Regions from separate parts of the Homo sapiens genome. Here region 1 is linked to region 2. The links are chromatin loops, found by intact Hi-C in ENCODE. Cell type or tissue: PC-3. All regions are shown on one strand.

The links. Peaks named below come from ENCODE experiments on the same cell type or tissue, not always from the same donor. Only the 100,000 strongest peaks of a DNase experiment are listed, where the experiment ranks them.
Region 1: it touches region 2 in a loop (2.6-fold over the local background); 5 of 110 quality-filtered maps call a loop at or near these places.

The regions. Positions count from the first base shown.
Region 1 is chr1:52,236,954-52,240,953 of GRCh38, reverse strand. It overlaps ZFYVE9 (zinc finger FYVE-type containing 9), which reads right to left. Exons shown (of 19, transcript NM_004799.4): 4 at 1,359-3,466. Among named protein-coding and RNA genes, the nearest start is that of ZFYVE9, 97 kb to the right of the region's middle. In PC-3, no CTCF peak of the experiment used is centred here; DNase peaks (open chromatin) are centred at 2,303 and 3,313; H3K27ac peaks cover 1,449 bases.
Region 2 is chr1:52,139,794-52,143,793 of GRCh38, reverse strand. It overlaps ZFYVE9 (zinc finger FYVE-type containing 9), which reads right to left and starts at 1,705. Exons shown (of 19, transcript NM_004799.4): 1 at 1,391-1,705. LOC107984956 (collagen alpha-2(I) chain-like) reads right to left here. Exons shown (of 5, transcript XM_047439476.1): 1 at 3,994-4,000; 2 at 2,505-2,601; 3 at 2,313-2,359; 4 at 1,391-2,017. RefSeq lists a silencer at 1,046-1,905. In PC-3, CTCF peaks have their summits at 1,568 and 1,767; a DNase peak (open chromatin) is centred at 3,783; H3K4me3 peaks cover 2,711 bases; H3K27ac peaks cover 2,195 bases.

The DNA of each region.
Region 1 (4,000 bases), 97 kb before region 2:
TCCCCTTCTCCTTTGTTAACAGAATCCCACTTTTTTTCAGGCAACACTGTGCTCAGCCCCAGGAGATAAATCATGATTGATTAGATAATCCCAGTCCCCTTTGCCTGTAATTGGTTATGGTCTAAAATTGGCCAATAAATTAAAGGAAGTTGCTGGAGGTCCCTTCCTCCCTGATAAGAGGGTGCCAAGAGTAGAGTAGGCTCTTTTGCCCCCCAGCCAGTTTCTTTGTGCTTAGGAAGTTGTCAGGTTGAGACCCGATAATTAGAACTGAGATACTATCTTCTGACATGAGGGGAAGACCGAGAGAACTTCCACGATCCTGTCTCTGCACCCAGACATAAATCACTGAGTCTCATAGCTTCTGTTTACATGAAATAAATGTTATTTTCACCTAAGTCACTGGGGGGTCAAACACTCTGTTCCTTGAAGTTGAAAGCACCCTAATTAATACAGATGGACCAAAAAATCAGGCAAGAAGGGAGGTAGAGATTAATCATTGAGCACTATGACTTCTGAGATCTCATTTAATCTTGACAACAGCCCAATAAAAGTTATTAATCTTTTTTGGTTTGTTTTTACAGATTATAAAACTAAGGCTTAGTAAAGTTATATAATTAATAGTAACAAAGCTGAAATTTTATTCTAGACCTGACACCATATCTCAAAAATATAAAATCTCCTTCCTTCCTTATTTACAACTCTAAACAAACAAACAAAAAAGATGTGTTTTTAGCTAACAAAATTTGGGGAGAGCTAAGGAATATCATTCTTACAACCTTGTCATAAAAATCTACAGACTTCAACTCTACTTTGTATCAAAGTTATATGGGAGAAAAGACAAAAATATGTGTGCATGTGTATAAAGAGTTCCAGAATGTTTTGTATAATGGCAAAAATCTCACAGAAAAAAGTAGGATGGATTCTATGTGTAATATTTTTCAACAATTAAATGTAATTTTTATTTTTATTTTTTGTATTTAAATGCATTTTTCAATAAATAATGCAATAAGTTAATGACAAATATTTCCTAAACTGAAAGAATAACTTCCTTATTTCAAACTATTACATTAACCAAGTAGCTATCAATACAGAAACCACAAAGTTTACACTTCCTCAATTCTCATCTCTTCATAAAAACTGATTCAGCATAAATCGTGGCAACAAAAAAAATTACAAATACTATCTAAGAATCAGTGACATCATTTTTTATATAGAAATTTACTAGAACTGGGTTTTCAAAAATGCTATTTAGGTCAACTCAACCAGACATATATTCACCTTACATTGCCTTTATTACTATTTAATTCAGCATTACAAAATGTGCATGCCCGATTTCTGAGTGTATACATGCAACTTACCTTCCCACATGCTCTGCAGTGATGCCTCCTTTTGGTGAATGTAAACCTGGCTTCACATTTCATGCAATTTGGAGCCTGAGAATCCGGTACCCATACTGGAGCCACCTCACCCAGAGTGGTGAATGGCTTTCTGGCAGAAATTCCAAACTGACCAGCTCTGAGATCATTATCTGGGCTATCTGGAGCTAATGCAAGGCATGGTCTAGTGGAGATCTCAGCCTCATAACTTTCTAAATGTTCCCCATTTGTATCGACATTAGAGATGTTTCCCAAAGATGGACTGCATACATTGGTTGCTGAGTTTTCCCCTAATTTTGCTTTCCCAAGAATATCATTTTTATTTTTAGTATTATTTCCACTGTTTGCAGGAAAGTCATTTTGTAAATGGTCTGATAATGGCTTTGGAATTTGAAGTTTAAGATTAGAAGGTTGCTTGGGTCTTGCACCACCAAAAGGAACACTGATAGATGGCAGGCTTGCTACTACCTTGGGGGAAGATTGCCCAAGCACTGATGGAACTTGACTACAGAAATTATGTAAATAATTTTTCTTCATTAGGTCACCAGTGCTGTTTAAAAGTAGTCCACTCCCTTCTGTGGCCTCATTTCCTCTCTGTTCATAAATATTTGAGTAGCATTCTGACTTGCTTTCCTCTATTTCTTTTTCTTCTGTTACTGAATCTTCTTTGGAGGGTAAAGTCTTTGGAACAAAAGAAACACCTGGGTCTTGCATTCCATAGGAATCACAACCATTAGATAGATAATTTGCTGCTGGTGTGTCTATAACAGTGGAGAAATCACATTCTTCACTTTCACTAATGCAAGTTCCTTTTAAATCTAGACCTGCATCTGCCAATCCAACACACTGTCCTCCACTATCACCATTAGTGTCCTCAGGCTGACTAATCTGTAGAAACTTTTCCTTTTCTTCGTTTACTTGGCTATCATTCATCTCATTTAGTTTAGTCAACTTCCAATTAGTCATGTCCTGAGATTCAGAGAAATGCTCTGTCATATTAAGGAATTCTGTAGTGCCAAGAGTTTCTTCATGTTCATAACCTTCATTTTCATCAGCCCTAACTTCATTAGGCACAAGGCAATCTGAACACCGTTCACAGTCATTATTCCTTCCAGACCCATTAGGCATGTCTGGTTTGAGAAGCAAAGGTAAACCAGACCGGAGGGATTCTTCAGTGGTGCTCTCCTCTGCTGGCTCTTTTTTCATCAAAATCCCCTCACTCATGTGGGAAAAGGAATTTGGACTCCCTAGATCTGTCCTAGGAGAGCTGATTTTGCCAGTGAGGTCCTCATCTGGTATATAGTTCTCTTGCTTTTTAACAGCAGGACATCCATCTGTTCCCTGGGATGAGATTACTGAATCAACCGTTAAACTTGTAATCGCAGACATGGAGGGGTCTCTACCTATACTTCCGTCATCCTTTAATTGTGAAGGGGAACAGACACTGGCTAGACTATCAGATGAAGTAGGACACAGATGGTTAACAGATCTCCCCTCTGTTTTCGGTCTATTCAATGGATCCATTTGTTTCTCTGAATTCATATCTTTTTCAGTGGACTCATTTATACTAAAACTAAATTGATCAGTTTGTCTGTTTTCATTATCCAGTGAACAGCTAAAAGCATCCATAAGGGATTGACTATTATAATTATTACAATCCTGTAAATCGTTTTGTAATGTCCTTTTATCACAGTTATGCATGACGGCTACAACAAGAACATTCTTCTCATCTGGCAGACAAGCCAGGTTTCCACATTTCTTCTCTCCCACTTCAACAGCACTGCATTGATCATCCCAACTATAGTTTCTCTTAATTAACTGGTCTTCTGCAACAGCATTTTCATCAATCCACATTGTGGCAATCTCTGGATTTAGATTACAGTCCTGTCCATTAGCACAGTGATCCTCTTCCTCTGTGGTCAGGGGAGCTGAATGAGCCAGGGAGAAGACTTTCAGTTGTGGTTGTGACTCATTAGAAACTGCAGATTCATTCACACTGGCCAAAGTAGGGTTAAATGACAGCCGGTGAGAAGGGGGATCTAGAATCTTATTCCACTTTGTATCCAATAAAGTAGAAGAAACTGTTTCATCTGGAAAAAAATAAGTAATTACAATAAGTTTGCTTGTAACACTGGAAAAGCTTATGACTAAGTTAATAACATTTCTAACTATCGTTTGAAAATTAAATATTCCAAGGATATTAGATTTCTAATTCGGGGCTAAAAAATAAGAAAATATATTTCAGACAATTCTCTGCAATTATATGTCACCAAATGGTAATATCTCAGACTATTCCAAACAACAAAAGAATTCTACCTCAATCTAGTAACATAATTAAACTGACCCACAGGTGAATGGGACCCAGAAGAGGGGAAAGCACCCTTGGATTGAGCAAAGCCAGGACAGGTGCTAATCTAATGGATTAGATGGAAAAAATTTAGAACAGTGGCTAGGATAACTAATTAAGCAGGAAGGAAAATGAAGTTTTCTGTAGAGACTGAATGCTCTACACTCTGTATCATAATTAGGATGTGGGTTTGAGAGAGATACCCATTTGCCAAAACTGGACAGTTAAGATCTATGCATTCTAATGTATATAAAGTTTACCTTTTAAAAAGCTGTTA
Region 2 (4,000 bases):
TAAGTCAGGGATCTTTTAGGTAGTTACCCATATTCTTCTGTTTTAATTGATGAATTCAACATGGTTCCAATGTAATTTAGTAAAATATTTTTACAGGTCTTATACAAATGACAATGTAAAATGGAACAGTCAGATAATTTTAAACCTAATATACAGAAATAATAATTTTAAAAATCACTGTCAGTACGAGCCCATTATAAACCTGTACTGTTTACAATCTGTGAGATTATGGGTGATTTCTCCTATTATTAAATATTTATTAAGAGCCAACATGGTACCTTTCTATAATTCCCAAGTTTTCTACAATAAGCATATTTTTTCATGATTATAAAAGTTTTGCAAGTACCTATAAGTCTTATAACTTTCACATACATAACAGGAAAACAAGAATAACCTGTAATCACATTTCTCACAAAACATAAATATCTGACTTACGGTATCAAACTGTAATCAGTAGCATTTTCAACATTAATATCAGAACAAATCATTTTATTTCTAAAATTTAGCATGTATCCCATTTCCTTCAGGTATTTATTAGGGTAGCTGGCACTTAAAGAGGACTTAAAATCCTTTTGCCAACTATTCTCTGGATCTCTTTAAGTGGAACATTTTTGTACCGAACACTGAAGCATAAAAATATTTCTTCTGGCGGGGTGTGGGGGGCAGACCTTTGTAAAAGACGTTTTTATAACTGTGAGTGTTTATCTACAAAACTTAGCATCGCAAAGATGCGATGGGGCTTTCTCCAAGGCAGACCACGCTTAGAGGCAAGATATAATATAAAGAGGCAGGAATGAGCAACCGGCAGGTGATGAAATTTCACCTCAAATAAGACGCAAAAGGTTGTTCTCGAGCAAGCCAGATCCATGAATGACACTCCAGGAGTAGCAGGGGCTCTCTTGGTCCCGCACTCTCTGCACCCCCAATTCTCACCCTGGCCTTCCTCTCCTCCCCCTTTCCCCGCCACAACCGGGATTCTGAGGGACTCGGTATGGGACGCGTGGAAGCCAAAGCTTGTTTGCAAACAGGCGTCATCTGCCTCCCTCCGGGATGTACGTGCAGGGCCCGGGCTAAGAGGCTGCGCTCGGCCCGGGCCCATGCAAACCCGAAAGGCGGCCGTGCTCCTGCCGGCCCCCAGCTCCACACACCCGGCCGCGCCGGAACCGAGGCCGGAGCGAGGGCTTCCCAACGGCGCGGGGCCTAATCGCCCCCCACGGCCTTCAGCCTCCCGGGGGACGCGGGGAGAAAGGGCTGAGGCCCCAGGACCGCAGGGTGGGGGAGGCGACCGCAGTGGCAGGACGCCCCGTCCGCCCGGCCCGCGGTCTGCCGCCAGGGCCCCCACAGGCGGCGGGAGGCCGGCGAGCCCCGGACCACGCCGCGCCACACTCACCTCGAGCAGCGGCCGCCTCCGCTTCAGCATGGCCACGGGGGTCGTCCCTGAGCCGAAAGCCTCCTCCGGAGGGCACCGGCGCGGCCCCAGGCGCCGCCGCGAAACCTCCCACTCCTGTAGGAGCTGCGGTAGCCGCAGCTGCGGCTGCTACTGCTGCTAAGGCCCGGCACCCGCCCAGCCGCATCGGCGCCCGGGCCGCGGCAGCCACGCGGATCCCGGAGGAGCGCCGCCGAGCCGGGCCGGGGGCGCAAGGCTGCGGCGGGACGACCGAGGTGCGGCAGGCGGGGATCCTCAGCGAAGCCTCCAGCGTCGGGTGGCCGCTCCTGCCGCCGGCGCCGCTGGGCCACAGCGCCCCCTGGACCCCACGTCCGGCTACGGCGTCGGGACTGCGGCGGCCGCGCTGGGCACGAGCCGCAGGGAACGCTAAGGAGCGCGGCCTGGGGGCGGCGAGGGCCCCGTGCTCCCTGCGTAGCCCGCGGCCCGCGGCCGGCCCGGGACTCCGCTTCCCGGGAACCGGAAGCCCCTCAGTTCCCACCAACCCCTGGCGTTCCCCGCCCCCGCCAGACCCGAGCACCTTTTCGTTCTCTCCCGAAGATACGTGAACGTTCTTGTCACTCGGACCCGCACCTGAGAGCAGGAATATAAGGGAATCTCCGTTTGACTCTCACGGTTTCGGGGGTGGCAGGGAGACCCCCTTCTAATTCCTTTAATGCGTCTGGATGAAAGAAGAGTGACCCAGAACAAACCTTTTTTTCAAACATACACACTCGTCTCCCAAAACAGACGAAGGAATTGTCTTTGACCTTAACTTGTTTTTTTATCTACTGTGTAGATCATTAAGAAATTTTCTACAGATATCAACCAAACCCTTAACACCTAAACCACCACCCCCACAAAACAAAAATGAAAAAAAAATACATACATATATATATATGCCAAGCCAGAGAAGAGAATAGCCAACGGGTTGTCCTGAAATTCATAAACAACTTAAAGGTAAGCAAAGAATCACCCATCTTTTACTAACATCCTCTCCCTCCCAACCTCTTCTCTCCCACCTTTCCACCCCTCATCCCAGGCAAATCCTAGTAAGGCTCTGAAGGAAGGAAATTATTACACAGTGGGGGCTATGGAATCATTCTGTTTACAGATGCCCCATATTTGATCCCAGTCAGCCTCTAGGGTGCAAACATCAGAACCAAAAACAAACACGACTGTCAGAGGGGAAGTAGGGAAAGAAAATTCTCCAAATCCTCTGATCCCTAAATTTTCCAAATACACTTTTTTAACAGAGTGGTATACTAGAATGTGTAGTGATTTTGGTGTCAGACACATACCAACACTACCAGTTCCAGTTCTGTCATGTATATATAGCTTTATGACCCTGGGGAAGTTATGTAACATTTTTGAACTTCAGTTTTCTCCTGCCTGCCTTGCTGGTTGTTGAAGATTGGAGATAAAGAGACTGGCCCATAGAAGATACTTAATAAATGTTAGTTACAATTTTTATTGGTTCCAGTTCTTTTTCTTAGGCTCAATTTTGTACTCCTCTGTTTTTGTTTCTCATTCTCTCTCTCTCTCTCTCTCTCTCTGTGTGTGTGTATGTGTGTGTGTATGTGTGTGTGTAACTGTATTTCTGTCAAAAGATAGATGCTCCATTCTTCATCCTCCCTAGTCTGGGTGAAATTTCCCTAAATTTCACTAATGGGTTTATGTAACACCCCTCCATGGAAGAATAGAGCCTCATACACTGGATCCTATGACATTCTGTTGCACAGCAGATAGCAGCATGCAACCAGTATTTTTTATGTATAAAAAATGTTATAAGGCAATCTCACCTTACCTTAGGTTATGGCCTAATGATGATAAATAATAGAAACTACAAAAGGTCTCCAGGAATCATTCATTTAATAATTGAGCAGCCACCATGGAGAAGATGTCACCTAGTAGCTCTCTTAATGAAAGCTGTTCCTGCATAATCCTAAGTGTGCCTTTGCCACATACTCCTGAGTCACAAAAAAATCACTATGCCCTTTCTATAACAAGAGAAACTGGGGCTCAAAGGGAAACCATGATTCATCCTCGCAGTGATTCTATGAGTTAGGTCCTATGCTACCATTTTACATGTGAAATATATCCAACCTAAGGAAGAGCTGGAAGTAGACCCTGAGATTCCCTTCAGTCCCCAACCTGATGCCCCAACAGTCCTTTCAACAATATTAACAAAATGCTGTAAGGGTCATTTGTTGCTAAAAAATGTTTAGTCAAGGGAAAAGGGCCCTTCAACTGATTGAGATCATTAGCGCTGTAACCTAATATTAGCACTGTATTTTTCATGCCTAGATCACTGCCACCACAGGAAACCTGCATTTGTTTATGAATAATCATGCAACCCAGGGCATAGCTACTACATGAAGAAGATGATTCATTTGTTCCCAAGACCAGTTTCCTCTTGCTTCACACTTTCTCTCCTTGTTGCTGAAAGCAGCTGCCTTTATCATCACAACCTCCCCGCTGATCGGAGTAGTCCACTTTAAATCATTTCATCCTCTTCAATTTCATTCCATCGTTTTCAGTTTGCCCTCTGCTTCTAAAATGTCTCTCACCTGTTTT